Regions from separate parts of the Homo sapiens genome. Here region 2 is linked to region 1. Evidence: chromatin contacts called from ENCODE Hi-C or POLR2A ChIA-PET data. All regions are on one chromosome and are shown on one strand. The core of a region is the stretch at or near the end of the contact, and the rest is flanking DNA. Distances in the headings are between cores, read along the strand shown.

Evidence for each region. A loop is a pair of places that touch in the nucleus more often than their neighbours do. ChIA-PET counts read pairs that join two places held with the same protein, here RNA polymerase II (POLR2A). Pooled maps may share reads with other maps.
Region 2: POLR2A ChIA-PET joins it to region 1 with 13 read pairs in BJ. The contact joins the enhancer-like site here to the promoter of MFSD1 in region 1. A Hi-C loop is called at or near these places in 7 of 50 pooled maps. POLR2A ChIA-PET finds 5 or more read pairs at or near these places in 2 of 52 experiments (BJ and PC-9).

What each region holds. Positions count from the first base shown.
Region 1 is chr3:158,796,789-158,804,659 of GRCh38, reverse strand. It overlaps MFSD1 (major facilitator superfamily domain containing 1), which reads right to left and starts at 2,606. Exons shown (of 16, transcript NM_022736.4): 1 at 2,345-2,606; 2 at 289-341. The coding sequence starts at 2,507.
Region 2 is chr3:159,771,536-159,779,406 of GRCh38, reverse strand. All of the region lies in intron 4 of IQCJ-SCHIP1 (IQCJ-SCHIP1 readthrough), which reads right to left. All of the region lies in intron 2 of SCHIP1 (schwannomin interacting protein 1), which reads right to left. Among named protein-coding and RNA genes, the nearest start is that of IQCJ-SCHIP1-AS1, 6.9 kb to the right of the region's middle. RefSeq lists an enhancer at 3,902-4,447. Within about 2 kb of position 3,711, at least 13 of the 41 ENCODE cell types and tissues checked have a DNase peak (open chromatin) inside an H3K27ac peak, as active enhancers do.

The DNA of each region.
Region 1 (7,871 bases), core at 1,357-3,856:
TGCAAACAAAAACCTGCTCATATTTTTGACAATACTGTGGAAATACCACATAATTATTTATCTAAGGTCTGAAACAATTTCAAGTCACATATGTGCTATAAATGAATTATTTGTGGTAACTCATTTCAACTTAAGAACACCCCTTGCAACTTGTGGATTTGGTGACTACAGATGTCAAAATAGATTCAGCGGACACGTGAGACTAGGGCACCTGAGGGTTGATAATGCCTCCACCGCTACACTTGCTCTAAAGAAAACAAAAGAAACAAGAGTGAAAAATCAACTTACTCGTTTAACTTGAGTCTGAAGGGCAGCAGGATTATCATAGCAAAAATAGCTGCCTAGAAAAGAGCAAATACTTTATAAGTAATAATACTTCCCATATAAAAGTTTCAAGTTGCAGTTGCTACTGAAATTACAATTTTAAATGCTGATACTACGGGTTGACACTACAGAAATATTTCTGAACCACTTCCTTATCCACCAGTATTTTCTAAGTTATATCAAATAACTTCCATAAATTGGTAGTGTTCATACACAGCAAATACTGGGAACCTGAATTAAAAAGTCAACAACCAACAATTAAATATTTTTCTATTTTACTTTCATCATGCTTCACACATATACTATTTTATTAATATCTTCATGAAGCATCTATATTTTATTTATTTCCTTATTTACAAACACACATACACTAAAAACTTTACAACCTCATCAGTTTCCTAATAATGTTAGCTTAAGGACAAAGGAATGGAGTGTAACCATTCTGACAAAACCAATATTTGAAACAAGTTCTCTAATTCTACAAACTACCCAAAATCAAATAATTTAGTGAATACAGGGCCAGGAGTGAAAAAAAAATGAAACTGAGAATTCTAAAGGATTAAATTAAAACATGTCTTTGGGGGAACTGGAAAGAGAGAAGTAGGGAGAGATCTGACCATGCACTCGGATTTATTTTAAAGATAAAATAATTGAGATTCCTTCGTAGGCTACAAGAAAATATTGCCTCCATAGCTCTACTAACTCTACAAGTGCACGAGGCTATTGGTTCTAATGACAATAAAAACTGTCATTAGAAAGGAATGAATCTGGCTTCTGAATTCTAGGCAGATAACCAGAATTTACCAAAAACTGTCTGTCTGCTTGAGTGGGGACCATTTTTTTTAATGTTTTATTGTTGTTCTTTCTTTGTTGTGGTGGTGGTTGTTTCTAAACCCTGCTTTAATCTCTTTTAAGGATTCAACGTCCTGCTTTAAAGCTAATGGATGGGCATCATCTTTTAAAAAACAGGGGAGGGGGGAAAAAGGAGTTGCAAGGAAACCAAAGCCCAAAGCATCCTTCATGTCTACTTATATGTTCAGCGCTAGAATAGTTATCCACCATAATGTTCTTAAACCTGCTGATTACACGGGCTCCAGCTAGCCTCCTGAAAAACACATTCATACCAAATTAATATTAGAATTTTGCTTAATAAATTAAAAACTGTAACATAGGAAGGAAAATTTTTTTCTAATTATCAAGAAACTGTTTTCGGAGACATCAGATTTCATAAGAGAAACCAACCACTGTCAAGACTACCACAAGTCCCGTCCAATATGATTGCTTCACAGTGGCAGAGTGGAAGATTAAGAGAACAATATCTATTCACTGAAGCTATCAGCAAGACACACTCATACATTTTCTCAAAGAGGGTGAAAAATATATAGAAGACTGCCGACGAAATCATTCACGTTTTTTAAAAGCTGGACAACATTGTAAGACCCTGTGTCTAAAAATAATAATAATAATAAAGCCGGGTGTGGTGGCGCCCCATCTGTGGTCCCAGCTACTCGGGAGGCTGAGGCGGGAGGATTGCTTGAACCCAGGAGGTGGAGGCTGCAGTAAGCCACTTTCACAACACTGCACTCCGGGCTGGGTGACAGAGCAAGCCCCTGTCTCACCTAAAACCAAACAAACAAAAGTTGTTTAGGAACAGTTAAAGCTTTCTGAATTTCCTCCGACCACGTGTGCCAAAAGAGGAACCTTGAAAATCTGGAGTTACCTTCATATCTATCGCCTCTAGGGCGAGTCGCTAGCCCCTGGGACTTACTGAAGAGCAAAGGAGTGCCACAAAACTCGCCCAGCTCAGTCCCTCGACCTCCACGTTCCGGACGCGGAGTAACTAGCAACATCCACAGGTGTGGCTGGAATCGATCGCAAAGGGGAAAATAAGGAGGCCCAGGAGCTTAAGACAGAAGCTGCGCTGAGGCCCCGTGGCACCAGTGACCACGATGACGATCTACCTCGAAGAGAAAGTCGGGAATTCCTTAAAGATCAGCCCCAACCCACCCGGCCGGCTCACCAAAGCCAAGGAAGCACATCAGTAACAGCACCAAAAGCCGGTGCGCCAGGCGACTGGGGTCGCAGAGGGCCGGCAGGGCTCCAGGGGCGGCCGGGGCACCTCTGTCGGCCTCGTCAGGGCCGCCTGCCAGGAGCGCCCGCGCTTCCTCATCCTCCTCCTCCATTGCGCCCGCAGGAGACGGAGAGGGGAAAGTGGTGACAACTCCAAACCCAGGCAGGAAGCAGCGCCCGTGGAACACTGTCAAGACGGCGGTCACATGACTCCGGGAGCTCACGTGACGCCCCGGCAGGTCACGCAGGGCCACGCCCATGTGAGCGGCCGCGAGCGCTGGGAGGACGGACCCAGCGGTCGATGACAGGGCCTGGCGCGGTTCGCTTTTCCTGGGTGACTGTGTTCGTGGGGCTGAGGCCCTCGAGGTGCCCACTTCCAGCTTTCCACCAATTACTGCACTGTCTTTCCGTTTCCTGCCCCGCTGACGCGTACACCTATTTCAGACTCAGCGCAGCTCCGCGGGGAGAAAAGTGCGGGGCTCCCTCTCGGCTCCACACCAGACTCCGGAGTAGTTCGAACTGCGCTGGGGTCGCCAAGACGCGCGCTGCCCTTCTCCCAGCACTGCCCTCCCCAGCGTCTTTGACCACTCTTAATACCCACAAACTTGATCGGACAATTTCTGGTGTGTCCAGCCATGTGTCACGTACTGGGAATACAAAATAGAATGAGGCAAGCTCCCTGACCTCAAAGATTTCAGAGTTCAGTTGGAGAAATCGACAGAATCTGGTACTTTTAAAACTAAACATGATGAATGAATGTGGTGAGAACAGCGGCAGAAAATGGCACTGAATTCCATAGAAATATCTGGAAAGGTCATTTCAAAAGGGGAGAAAAGGTGCGTAGTTTAGCCAGCTTTCAGGGCAAGGGAGTGAGGGGCGCTGAAGCTCCTTGAAGTTGAAACCCAGGCTAGAATGAGTAAGAATGCGCCAGTCAGGGTGCTTGTTTGAGCGGGTTGGTTGCAGGGCGGGCAGTTACGAGGGATAATAAAGACAAAAGCGTGAAACAGAACTGGGTGTGTATGTGTTTGTGTTGAACGACAGAGAAGGAACTCGAGTAGAAACACTAAACCTGTTTCAAGAAGAGCCATGCAAGGATTTTGAGCACAGCAGCAGGACTGCAAGCTTTGTGTTTTAAAAAACATTCGGTCTGCCAGCACAGCACCATCGTCGCTTTCTGGGAGCCCTCAGGCTTTACTAACAGAATTTTGAGGGCGTCAAAGCTAGAGGCTGAAAACTGTGAGGATTATTAGGAAGATGCTGCAGTCGTAACGATTAGAGATGACGAGGGCCTGTTAGCAATAAAAAGCAGGAATGGCACAGAAGAAAATCAGTAATTATTTAGGAGGTAAAATGGGAATAACTGTAAATAATAGCCTATGCGATCTGAAAGAGAGGAAAGACTTGAGAGTGTCTCCCAGATTTCTAGCTTGGGCCGCCAATAGAGATCAAAATTTAGAGAGAGAAGGAGGTAGGAGAGAGTGTCAAGGATCAGGTGCTGCCTTTGAGATGTCTATACATATCTCCACTTTCACAGTCCATTCTCTCTTCAGCTCCAGTGGAGGAGCTCCCGATCTAATAAAACTGTCTTGCCGAGAGGAGTAATAACTCCATCTTTCCAAATACATTAGTCACTTCTCTGTCATCTTACTCAACTTCTATCAATTGATGGAATTGACAGCCACTCCTTTTTAGCCTCCTTGGCACCATACTTGCCTTGTGTTCCTCCCACTTTGCTGGCCTATCTCATTTGCTGTCTCATTTGTCAGCTCCTCCTCTTCTATTCAAAATCTAGATGTTCAATGATGCAAGACCCATTCCTGAGCTCTCTTCCACTCATCCATTCCCATAACTTTAAATACCCTCCCTCTGCTGTCCAGTAGGTAGCCATGTGTGGCTGTTGATCATTTGTAATGTGGATAGTTGGAAAGGAGATGTGCAATACGTATAAAATACACACCAGATTTCAAAGACTTGTATGAAAAATAGAATAACCTCCTAATTTGAATACTGATTACATGTTGAAATAATATTTTGCAGATATTAGGTTAAATGTATATATATTAAAACTGGCCGGGCACAGTGACTCACGCCTGTAATCCCAGCACTTTGGGAGGCCGAGGTGGGTGGATCACCTGAGGTCAAGAGATCGAGACCATCCTGGCCAACATGGTGAAACCCCATCTCTACTAAAAATACAAAATTTAGCTGGGCGTAGTGGCACCCGCCTGTAGTCCCAGCTACTCAGGAGGCTGAGACAGGAGAATCACTTGAACCCGGGAGGCAGAGGTTGCAGTGAGCCGAGATCGCGCCACTGCACTCCAGCCTGGTGACAGAGGGAGACTCCATCTCAAAAAAAAAATTATATATATATAATTTTATTTTAGTTTATATATATATATGTGTGTGTGTAAACTAATTCCACCCATTTTTACTTTTTATGTGGCTGCTAGAAAATGTAAAATTACCTATGTGGCTTACATTGTATTTCTGTTTATCAGTGTGGATTTATATGCTGTTGCCTCTAAAATACCTTCATTCCAGACTCCTTTCTTCAGCCTAAGACTACCATTCCAACTGTTTATTTGATATCACGTGGATGATGTGGATGACTAATAGGCATCTCAAACTTATCACATTTAAAACAGAATCCTTGAGTTCTCTCACCCATGCTATACCTATTCCTCCCTAAGTGTTCCTTAGCAAAGTAAATGGGACATCTCTCTACCACTTGCTATCCGCAAGTCTAGCAGTCATCCTTGATGGCTTACTTCATCTCCTACATCTACTCCCTCAGCATGTCTTGTCAACTCTCTTCCAAAATATACCCTCATTGTGCATGTTCTCCATCACTACTCCTCTTACCAGAATGATCTCTCCCAGACAATCACAACAGACTCTTTAAATTGTTTTATTTTGCTTAATTTTGATGAGAGATACATCTGGTGTATATCATTCAAACAGTACCAAAGAGAATAAAGTTCAAAGCGAGTCTTTCCTGCCTCCCTATACCCAGTACTCTTGGGAAGTAATCATCATTATCAGATTATTTTGCATCCTTCCAGAGTTACTACACACAGTTGTTTTTCTTCCTTTCAGCCCAGCAGTGTGGCCTAGAAATTGTTCTTATTCTTGAGGACGATCTTGGAAACAGTCTGTTTGCCACACCATCCTAATCAAGCTTGTTACCAGATTTTTGGTCTTTGCAAATATGATCAGTGAAAATTTGCTATCATAGTGCAGTCTCAATTTATATTTCTATTATATTGAGGAATATTGAACCTCTTTTATGTGATTAACAGCCACTTATATTTGTTCTAGGAATAATCTTCATATCCTTTGCTTATTTTTCCAGATGAATTATTGAGGCTTTTTCTTATTGATTAAATAGGCTCTTTGTTGCTGATAGGAGCTGCATATATTTATTTTGACTCTGTTTACGGTAATATTTCCATATAGTTTCTAATGCCAAACTCTCTTTTTATTTTATAACTCCAGGGGTTTGCTTCTCACGCAAGATTTTCAACAGCCTCAATTGGTCTCTCTACTTCCGTTGTTGCATTTCTATGATATGTTGCCCGCACAACAATCAAAATGATCTTTTTAGTTAGTTTGGAGCTTTGGTTTGTCAAGGAATTATGAGTCAACCATCAATATTTGAACTAAAAGAAACAAAACTGGGCCAGGCACCGTGGTTCACACCTGGAAACCCAACACTCTGGGAGGCTGAGGTGGGGATATTGCTTATACTCAGGAATTGGAGACCAGCCTGGGCAACATGGCGAAACCTCATCTCTCCAAAAATACAAAACTTAGCCAGGTGTGGTGACATGCGCCTGTAGCCCCAGCTGAGGTGGGAGAATCACTTGAGCCCAGGAAATAGAAGCTGCAGTCAGCCGTGATTGCACCACTGCACTCCAGCCTGTGTGACATAGCAAGACCCTGCCTCAAAAAAAATAAAAATAAAAAAAAGCAACGAAACTGGATTTACTGTGTACTCTAATAAGGAAAAGCTATGCTGGGTCGGCACAGTCTCCCCAAGCAGAGCTGGCTGCTGATGCTCTATGGAGCTTTGGGGAATACAGAGTTCAGGAATAGGTGCATTTCAGAGGCAAAAGGGTTTGCCATCACCTGTAGAAGAGTAGATATTCTGGTAAGACTGTTATTAATTCTCCACTGAATTTATTGGAGTGAACCTGTCATTGGCTGACTTTGAGAAAGGAGGGGTTTTTCAAAACAAGTTTTACTGAGGCAGTTGATTAATTGAATGGGTTTAAAACTGGTTCTAGGAGTGTGGAAACTTGCTTTAATTCTCAGGGCTTCAAAAAATTATTATAGAAATGTGAAACCTACAGAAAAAAAAAAGGTAAAAAGGTAATGTACCCACCAAACTGAGCATCCAGAGAAGGACACAGGAAAGAGCTTTTTAGTCAGTGCCAACTCCCCTGTGCATGCCTGAGAACTTCTCCTTGGGGGCTTGCCCTTCCCAGGAGTTCAGGCTACCTGGTTACCTTGCAACCCAGCTGTGTCTGATGGTTTCAGTTAAGGTTGTGACTTTGTAGTTCATCTGAGTTTTTCTCATTATTGAGAAAGGAAAGATGTTCATTGCAGCTTTTCATATCCTAAGCACAAAAGAAGTCTTTCGTCTCAATTTTAACAGTACATTAATGGGGTATTACCCTTTTTCTCCCAGTTTCACAGTTGTCTTTTGTCTTTATGAAGTTTTTGGCTTATTTGTTTTGTCATGAAAAGGGTTTTTTTTAGAATATAGTCAAATTTATCAATTTTTTCTTTTATTGCATCTGGATTTTGAAACATAATTAGAAATCCTTTCCTTGTACCCAGGTTAAAGAAGAATTCACCCATTTTTTTTTCTAGTACTTGTATGGTTTCATTATTTAGATTTAGATTCCTGACCCATTTGGAGTTTATTCTTTTGCCTAGTATGAGGTATGGATCAAACTTTTTATCTTTTTCTAAATGGCTAACCAATTGTTAAGTCCATCTTTGTCCAAGTGATTTGAGATGCCACCTTTATTGCATACTAAATTCCCATATGTATTTGGGTTTACTTCTGGACTTTCTTTTCGGTTGTACTGCTCTTTCTTGTCATGCACAAGGACCACTGTTTTTATTTTAGAGGCCTTAGAATATGTTTTAGTGACTGGTAGATGTAGTCCCCTTTCATAGCTTTTATTTTTGTTTTCCTGGATATTCTTCCATATTTTTCCACCTGAAATTAGTATCAGCTTGCCTAGCTCCATAAGAAAACTGGTATTTTTTTAATGAACTTTGAAAATTAACTTAAGGAGACTTTAGTTTTTAATGTTAAGTCATCACATACAAAAAAAAAAAGTGGTGTTCCAGTTTTTCAAACTATTTCATGTCTTTTGAGAGTGTTTTAAAGTTTTCTTCATATATATTTTACAAATTTCTTGTTAAATTTATTATTCTTTGTTGCTTTTGTAAATGTAGTTTTC
Region 2 (7,871 bases), core at 2,462-4,961, 970 kb before region 1:
CGTGAGCCACTGCACCTGGCCGGGGACATCCTTCTATTGGCAACAAAACTATGCCTGGTGCCCATTAGTGGTTTAGTTTTTGAAATTCTGACCATTCAATCAGTCAACAAATATTGAACATCCTGATGTGCCAATCTCCCTTCCCTTTTCCACTCCTGCAAGAGTCCCAAACCCTTTTCTATGCCATTTCTAATCTGTTCCTCATGACTTAACCCCAGTCCTTTCACATCCTGAGTGGCATTTGTTCCACAGGTTGCTTACACCTCTGTGAGTTGCCTATAATGTACCCTCTCCCAGGACTTCCACTGGACATTCATAGAGCCTTCACAATTCCACCAGAAACTTAACTTTAAAGAAGTAAACTACCAAGCTGAAAAGTTGTTTCCTACTTTAAAACAATAAAAAATCTGGATATCAGAGAGCAAATAACAAGTGAGAACTTGTGGCTGTCCACAGCCCAGATGGAAAGCAGACTGTGGGCAAGTTTATTTCTACACTTAAGAACTCACAAAACAGCCCCCTCACTGGAGATTCACCCTCCACAGGCCGTGTGTGCACATATTTCTCTCTTTATCTGCCCCTTCACTCCATCTGTCTTCTCCAGAGACAGCACCAGAGTTCCACCGAGGAGGGATAGAGGCAAGGCAACCTGATTGGAAGAGGAGGCTAGAGACTTGTCTTCAAAAGCATTTACATAGCAAATATATTAGCACCATGTTTACTTAAATTTCATGCCTGTTTGGGATGGCTTTATGGAGGGGCAGTGTAGAATGTGGAGGAACCTAACTCTCCCCTCCCTCCTCAAGTCACAGCCTGTGAGGATATATTACTTATTACAGTTGTCGAATAGTTTTAGTATACCCTTTTTAATTTCAAAGGCCAATATAAATCTCAATAAAGTTTGTAGGTTAGGTGATAGTATTGGGTAAATGTTCATTTCTTGAAAAATGAATAGCTTGAAAAATGTATCCTAGACATATAAGATATTAACATAAGGGGAAGCTGCTGAAGGATATTTGAGAACTCTGTGTACTATCTTTGTAATTTATTTGCAAATCTAAAATTATTCCAAAATAAGTTTTTTAAAAAAAAACTAATATAAAAAATGTTTCCTAGCCGGGCGCGGTGGCTCACGCCTGTAATCCCAGCACTTTGGGAGGCCGAGGCAGGTGGATCATGAGGTCAGGAGATAGAGACCATCCTGGCTAACATGGTGAAACCCCGTCTCTACTAAAAATACAAAAAATTAGCTGGGCGTGCTGGCAGGCGCGCTGGCGGGCGCCTGTAGTCCCAGCTACTCAGGAGGCTGAGTTAGGAGAGTGGCCTGAACCCGGGAGGCGGGTGCAGTGAGCCAAGATCACGCCACTGCACTCCAGCCTGGGTGACAGAGCGAGACTCTATCTCAAAAAAAAAAAAATGTTTCCTGTTTTTCTAAATAAAAGTGAATAAACCTCCTAAAATTGTTTAGTTTATTTGGAATCTATGTTAACTTTGTACTTAGAGCCAATAGTTCCAAAGAGGAAAAAAGAGTCCCAACCTTTATATTTTCAACAGGTCCTCCACTGTATTATGTACGACAGCTAAAATTAAATAAAGTCTCAATATGACTGAGCAATATTGAAGTTTCATTAGATTCTGTATAACAAGAAGTTTTATAAAGACTCACCACCACACCTTGGAATTAAGTGGTCTCAGATGAATTTCTAGCAGATGAAACAGCTGAGGCCACATATGTGTGTGTGTTTATATTTCAGATACTCTGTTCTTAAGGAGTTCTTCCCTTTTTATTATTAATAAATAATAAAAAATAAATCATGACACAGTTCCCTGACTACAAATAACAAATCAATTTTTGAACTGCTTTGAAGATGAAAGAGAAAAGTAAATGCTAAGTAATGGGATGTGTATAAAAATTAAGTGAAATAGAGGTGTGTAGTGGGTCTTGTTTTTTTCCTTTGGATGTTATTATTTCTCATTATTTTAAGCATTGAAAGGAGAAAAAAAAAGCTACTCTGGTGTCAATAAATAAGAGCAACACTCCTTCATGGGTTTTCCTCCTTAAGATTTCTTACTTCTACAATCTCACCAGACCTCTTGGCAAATGGTCCCACCTTGCCCCAACTTATCCTCATTTCAGGTAAGACATTTAGCCTCTTTGGATCTCAGTTTTCTCATATGAAAAGTGAGGAGGTTGGATTAGGAGCAAGATGGGTAACTGGTAGCCTAGGGGCAGTATTCTGGACAGCAGATATTTGTTAGTCTCACAAATGTATATGTATGTTTAAAGTTGTTTGCCAATATGTAATAGTCAAGATAGTTCTCATAACATCTCAGGCTTGGATCTTGGGCTTCTCCTGACACATCAGAACACTGACATCATGTTCTGGCATGGCACGAAGTCAGGCGGCAAGTGACAGCAGCTGCCCCTTTACCCCTGGGACATACCTTCCAGGACACCATGGTCCTCTCCCACTGGGCCCACTGCTCCAGTGGGTTATCTATGTGACCTCTGGAAGCATCCGCGTTTACCACCCTTGCTCTGGCCTCCCTCTTAGCTCTAATATTCTCATTCCCAGTGTGATTGTTTACTAAAAAAAGAGAACTTTAATTTGGCTTTCAGCACACTGGAACTCTATAGAGGTTTTAGTCACGTGTTAGTACAGACACAACTGTTCATCTGCTTTGTTTAGAGTTTCTATATGAGACACAAGAAAAATAAATCTAATATTTAGATCACTATACCACAGTAGAGCAGGTATTCAAAATGTTTTAAAGTTACTGCTGCCTAAAGTTGTTCTTCTAGAACGAGCTCTTATTTTAAACGCTATTTGGGTCAGATGATGGGGTCACTGTAAGATGGATAACAACTCTAACAGATTACTGGTTATACAATTCGAGTGTTCAAAAATAAAATGCCAGTGGTCTACTCTCTTACTCCTTGCCGAACCAATTTTAGAGTGGAAACAAAAAGGACAGAGCACTGGGCAACCCATTCAGGTCCCCTTCCACACTGTTGAAGCTTTGTTCTTTCGCTCTTCACAATAAATCTTCCAAAAAAAAAAAAAAAAAAAAAAGACAGAACACTTAAGATGTAGTTGTTCAAAATAAAATGTCAGACTAGGTCAAAATGGACCAAAAATTATGTAAGACTGCATAAAGAAAAAAAATTGTCTGCAATTTTCATTAAGTAGGGTAATTTTTAGCTACTGGTATCATGAAGAGAAAAACAGGAGACTGAATTGGTTCTGAAACTATTTGAAAACATGTTATTTTTATGAGTGTAGATTAGCATTTAGGTTCTTTTCTAAGATGATACTGTACCAGTTTCCTAGAGGTTCAGACTCCTTTTATTTTGGAAATAAGTTTAACACTACTCTTTCTTTAGGTGGGGAAAAGAGGTAAAAGCTATTATGCTGCTGGACTTGACATTAAAAACACCCTGGCATTTCAGAGCACAGCAGCTTTTCTGCTTTTGTTTTTATTTTTTAGTACTCTAACCTCAAATCTAAATTTACAACACTGCCGGAGATCTTAGGAATTATGAGGAAATTACCTCATTCCCTTTAAAATTTTTCAGAAAGCAAAGTTCTCTCCATATATGGCAAACCAAGAAGGAAGCAGAATCCAGTTACATTCATTTAGGAGCTGCCAGGACTTACCAATTGTTTTGTTCCAGGCACGCCTACAACCCACGTGTGAGCAGGCCAACACTGGCACAGCTGGGTGGCTAGGGAGTGCCTGCCCTCATCTCTCCAACAACAAACAGTACAAGAGTGGGCCTGGCAGGGGGTCCTGGCCACCAGAGGCACCCTGTGCTAGATGAGCCACTTTCTTAGGGACTTTGAATTGGTAACCTGCACAGGAGAGAAAGGCGAAACAGGCAGGCTGAGGACCACAGTGGGGAGATCTCAGAGGAGGAAGCAAGGGGTGTGTGCTGCTGAGGGGCAACAGCATGACCCAATCAGCTGGGGTATGCCCAGGGAGGCACAGACAGACCATCCGCTGTCTGCAGGCCTGGCTGGGAGGCTGCAGAGGGTTTCTGCCCTTTCCCAAGCATCCTGAAAAGCAGCTCCAGCAACCTGTGGCAAATGGAGAATCACCTGCCTCTGCACCTGGAAAAGCCCAACCCCACACACTTTCCTGATAGAAGCTTTTTGTAATACTTTGTAAAACAAAAACAAAAAACTAACTCTGTGAATAACTAAGACATTTATTTCTATACGGCAGAGTTTTGAAGGGATCAATCATCTCAGACATGGGCAATAAAACCCTCTTGAATTGATGAATTTGCAGAAATCAGCTGCAGACTAATGCACTGCTTCTTGGAATCCATAAAAATTGAAGCTTTTTGTTTGGGTCTACTATGCTAATATCCCAAGGAAGAAAGATGCACAGTCACTTTCATGAACCATAAATACTAAGAAGAGACTCTGAGAAATGGAAGAAAAAAAAGAAAAAAAATGATTAATGTGATATTGCTGATGATGGATAAGCCAAAGAGGTTATTTGATTACACATACATATGAAATGTTTGGGTGGAGATACAGAGGCATCAGTAAAATGTACAGATACAAGTGGCAATAATTGGAAAATCTGATACACAAAGTCAGACTAAGAAAGTTGGTAACTTTAGCTTTCAGTAAGTTTGGCTTTAATACAACCTCATATTGGTTAGAGGAAGCAAAAAAATGGGTTTACAAGTACCTTTTAAAAAACTATCAACCTGGGGCTGAACAAAACACTGGTTGGGATCATTCCTACCACCTGGGCTTTTCCTAGCCTAAACATCATCTTTTGAACTACCTACACTTTACGGGAAATATACCCCAAGAGTAGGAAAAAAATGAAAATAACATAAAATGATGCAAATATTGAAAAATCGGTCAGTGGAGAGAAAAAATTAGATTAAGTATATGCATAAATGAGAACAGATAAAGACAAGTGATAAGGATCAGTGGAGAACATGCTTGACATAATTATTTAACAGATATATATAAAGGGCAACAATTACTTTTTATTTTATTATTTTTTTATCTTCCATTTTCAGAAGACAGGAAGATAATTATTCACAAAAGGGAAGTAGTAGCCAAAACTAAGACAAAACAAACACACAGACAACAAAAAGAAGCAAGACCATCTGAGAAACAAGGAGAGCTCTTGCAGATTTTAAGAGAGACTTGGTAAGTGAAGGAGAATGATTATTATTACAACTATCCTGGATATGAAACAAATAATTAAGGACAGTTCAGCCCTACAAATTTAACTGGGGAAATACACAAATAAAAATCCAAATGTATTTCCCTGTCCTTATATTCATTTTTCTATTTCTTGCTCTCACCAGGGAACACTCAAAAACACTACAAATCAGCAAGCCTTTTAAATTCTAAGTACAAGTAAGTGGCATACAAGTCGGAATAAGAAGTTCTCACACATATTCTAACTACGCCAGGCATCTTAATCTAGACTATTTTATGGGCTGCTTCTGAACCCCACAAATACTTTCCTACTAGCCTTTTCTTGGTTTTGTTATTTCTCCTTTTGGAGGGTACTCTTTAGATAGAACAAAATCTGTCTTCACTTGTGGGGTGAGCCACACAGAGATCTTCTCTCCGCTAGCTTTCTATCATCCAGGGAGAGCACTGTTCTGTTGCTAGAAATATACACAGTGATGAGCTGAAGTTTAAAAGGAAGAAAGCAATTTTATAATTGTTCTGACAACATAGGTTTAAAAAAAGAAAAAAATCAACAAAATGAAATCTTTTCTATCAAATGATAAAAATTAGAATCTACTTCCAGTTTTGGAAGCTCTTAAATTATGAAACTGGATCTGTACTCCAAATTAAATTTGGGGAACACCCATTCATTTTTAAAAGAAAAAAAAAACAATTTAAAAAGGTGGCATCTGTTGAAGCACTGAAGTGGGGGCACAGGTCATTAAAAGTGGGAATTAGGAGTCGGGTGACTTGAGGCTGGGTCAGGCTTGGGCTGAGGAAGTTAGGTGAAGATGTGTAATCTTCACAGACCTTAGTTTCCTCCTTTGAAAATAGCATTTGATGAGATGATCTCCCAGAATCCCTGTCTATCTCTAAAATCCTATTACCCTTCTATTGAAAATGCTCAATTTCACAATTGACACTTGAATTTCTACAAAGGTTTAGTGCAAAATAGTCTCCCTGTGACAGTAGAAAGTGCATTTGTGCTGAGAGCACAGGGAGCATCAAGCAACTAAGGAAAAGCACCCGCAAACGCCCTTTTCATTAAAACACTAAGGACCGATTTTCAAAAGTAAGAAAACAAGACCATTCATCTCTTCAGCGACAGAGGTCCAGAAATAAAAACAAATTTCTATTTTAAAGTGCAAATGTAGGCCGGGCGCAGTGGCTCATGCCTGTAATCCCAGCACTTTGGGAGGCTGAGGCAGGCGGATCACTTGAGGTCAGGAGTTCGAGACTAGCCTGGCCAACATAGTGAAATCCCGTCTCTAGTAAAAATACAAAAATTAGCCGGGCATGGTGGCTGGCACCTGTAGTCCCAGCTACTCAGGAGGCTGAGGCAGGAGAATCACTTGAACCCGGGAGGCGGAGTTTGCAGTGAGCTGAGATTGCGCCACTGTACTCCAGCCTAGGCGACAGAGCAAGATTCCGTCTCAAAAAATAAATAAATAAATAAAATGCAAATGCAACATCACAGCATTTGGATAAGCTTTTAAGAAAGGACCTGGAATTACTACTTTAGCACTAATAAGAAAGTTTATAGTGTAGCAACTTTGAGTAAATTAAAGAACTAAAGAGAAAGGCTGGCACAAAATACATTAACCAACCAGATAACAACTGTATATAAAATGTCTACACTTCAGGGAATGTGTAATATGTGTTTAAGGGGGAGGGAGGACTTAAGATAGTTGGACTGTTAAGAGACATACCCATAAGAAGACAAGAGAGAATTCAAGATAAAAGTAGTTATGGGCCGGGCGTGGTGGCTCACGCCTATAATCCCAGCACTTGGGAGGCCAAGGCGGGTGGATCACTTGAGGTCAGGAGTTCGAGACCAGTCTGGCCAACATGGAGAAACCCCATCCCTAAAAAGTTAGTTGGGCATGGTGGTGGGCACCTGTAGTACTACCAGCTACTCCGGAGGCTGAGGCATGAGAATTGCTTGAAACTGGGAGATGGGGGTTGCAGCGAGTCGAGATTGTGCCACTGTACTGCAGCCTGGGCGACAGAGCGAGACTGTCTGAAAAAAAAGTAGTTATGATGTCACCAAAAGAGCCGGGAACCAAAATCAGAAATTGATGAGTCTGGCCTGATTTTTGTCAGGTGTAAGATTTCTGTCAGGAATGCCAGCAAGGAGTCTGGAACTGGAAATGCAGGCAGAGCAGGAAGGGATGGAGGGAGGTGAGGTGATGCCAGTGGTGAGTTGTTCAAGAAGCTCTTCAAGTGTGATGAGGATATCTGCCTCTGTTTTTTAGATGTGCATCCTGAAAATTTTCCTGAGGATGTCTTGAAGGTCCACTATGTACAAACTAATTGGTAGGCAAAGATTTATTTTAATCAAACTACATTTTCAAAGACTGTTCTAAAATACAATGCTCCATCCAATAATAACTTAATTGTATATACACATAGATAGCCCCAGAACTAATGGTATATTTTCAAAATTTTAAGAATTGTTTACATGTGGTTTGCCTGCAACCTAATTTAAAAAAAAAAAAAAACAACAAAGACAAAAACCTAACCATATTTCTTTGAAGTCTAGAGTACATGCCAGTAGACAGAGCAGCCTTTGCAGCTCTTAAGCAAAAATCATCATAAATAGGAAAGTAGGCAAAGAACTTTTCATTATAGTACTAGATATTTCAAGGTAAAAGGTTG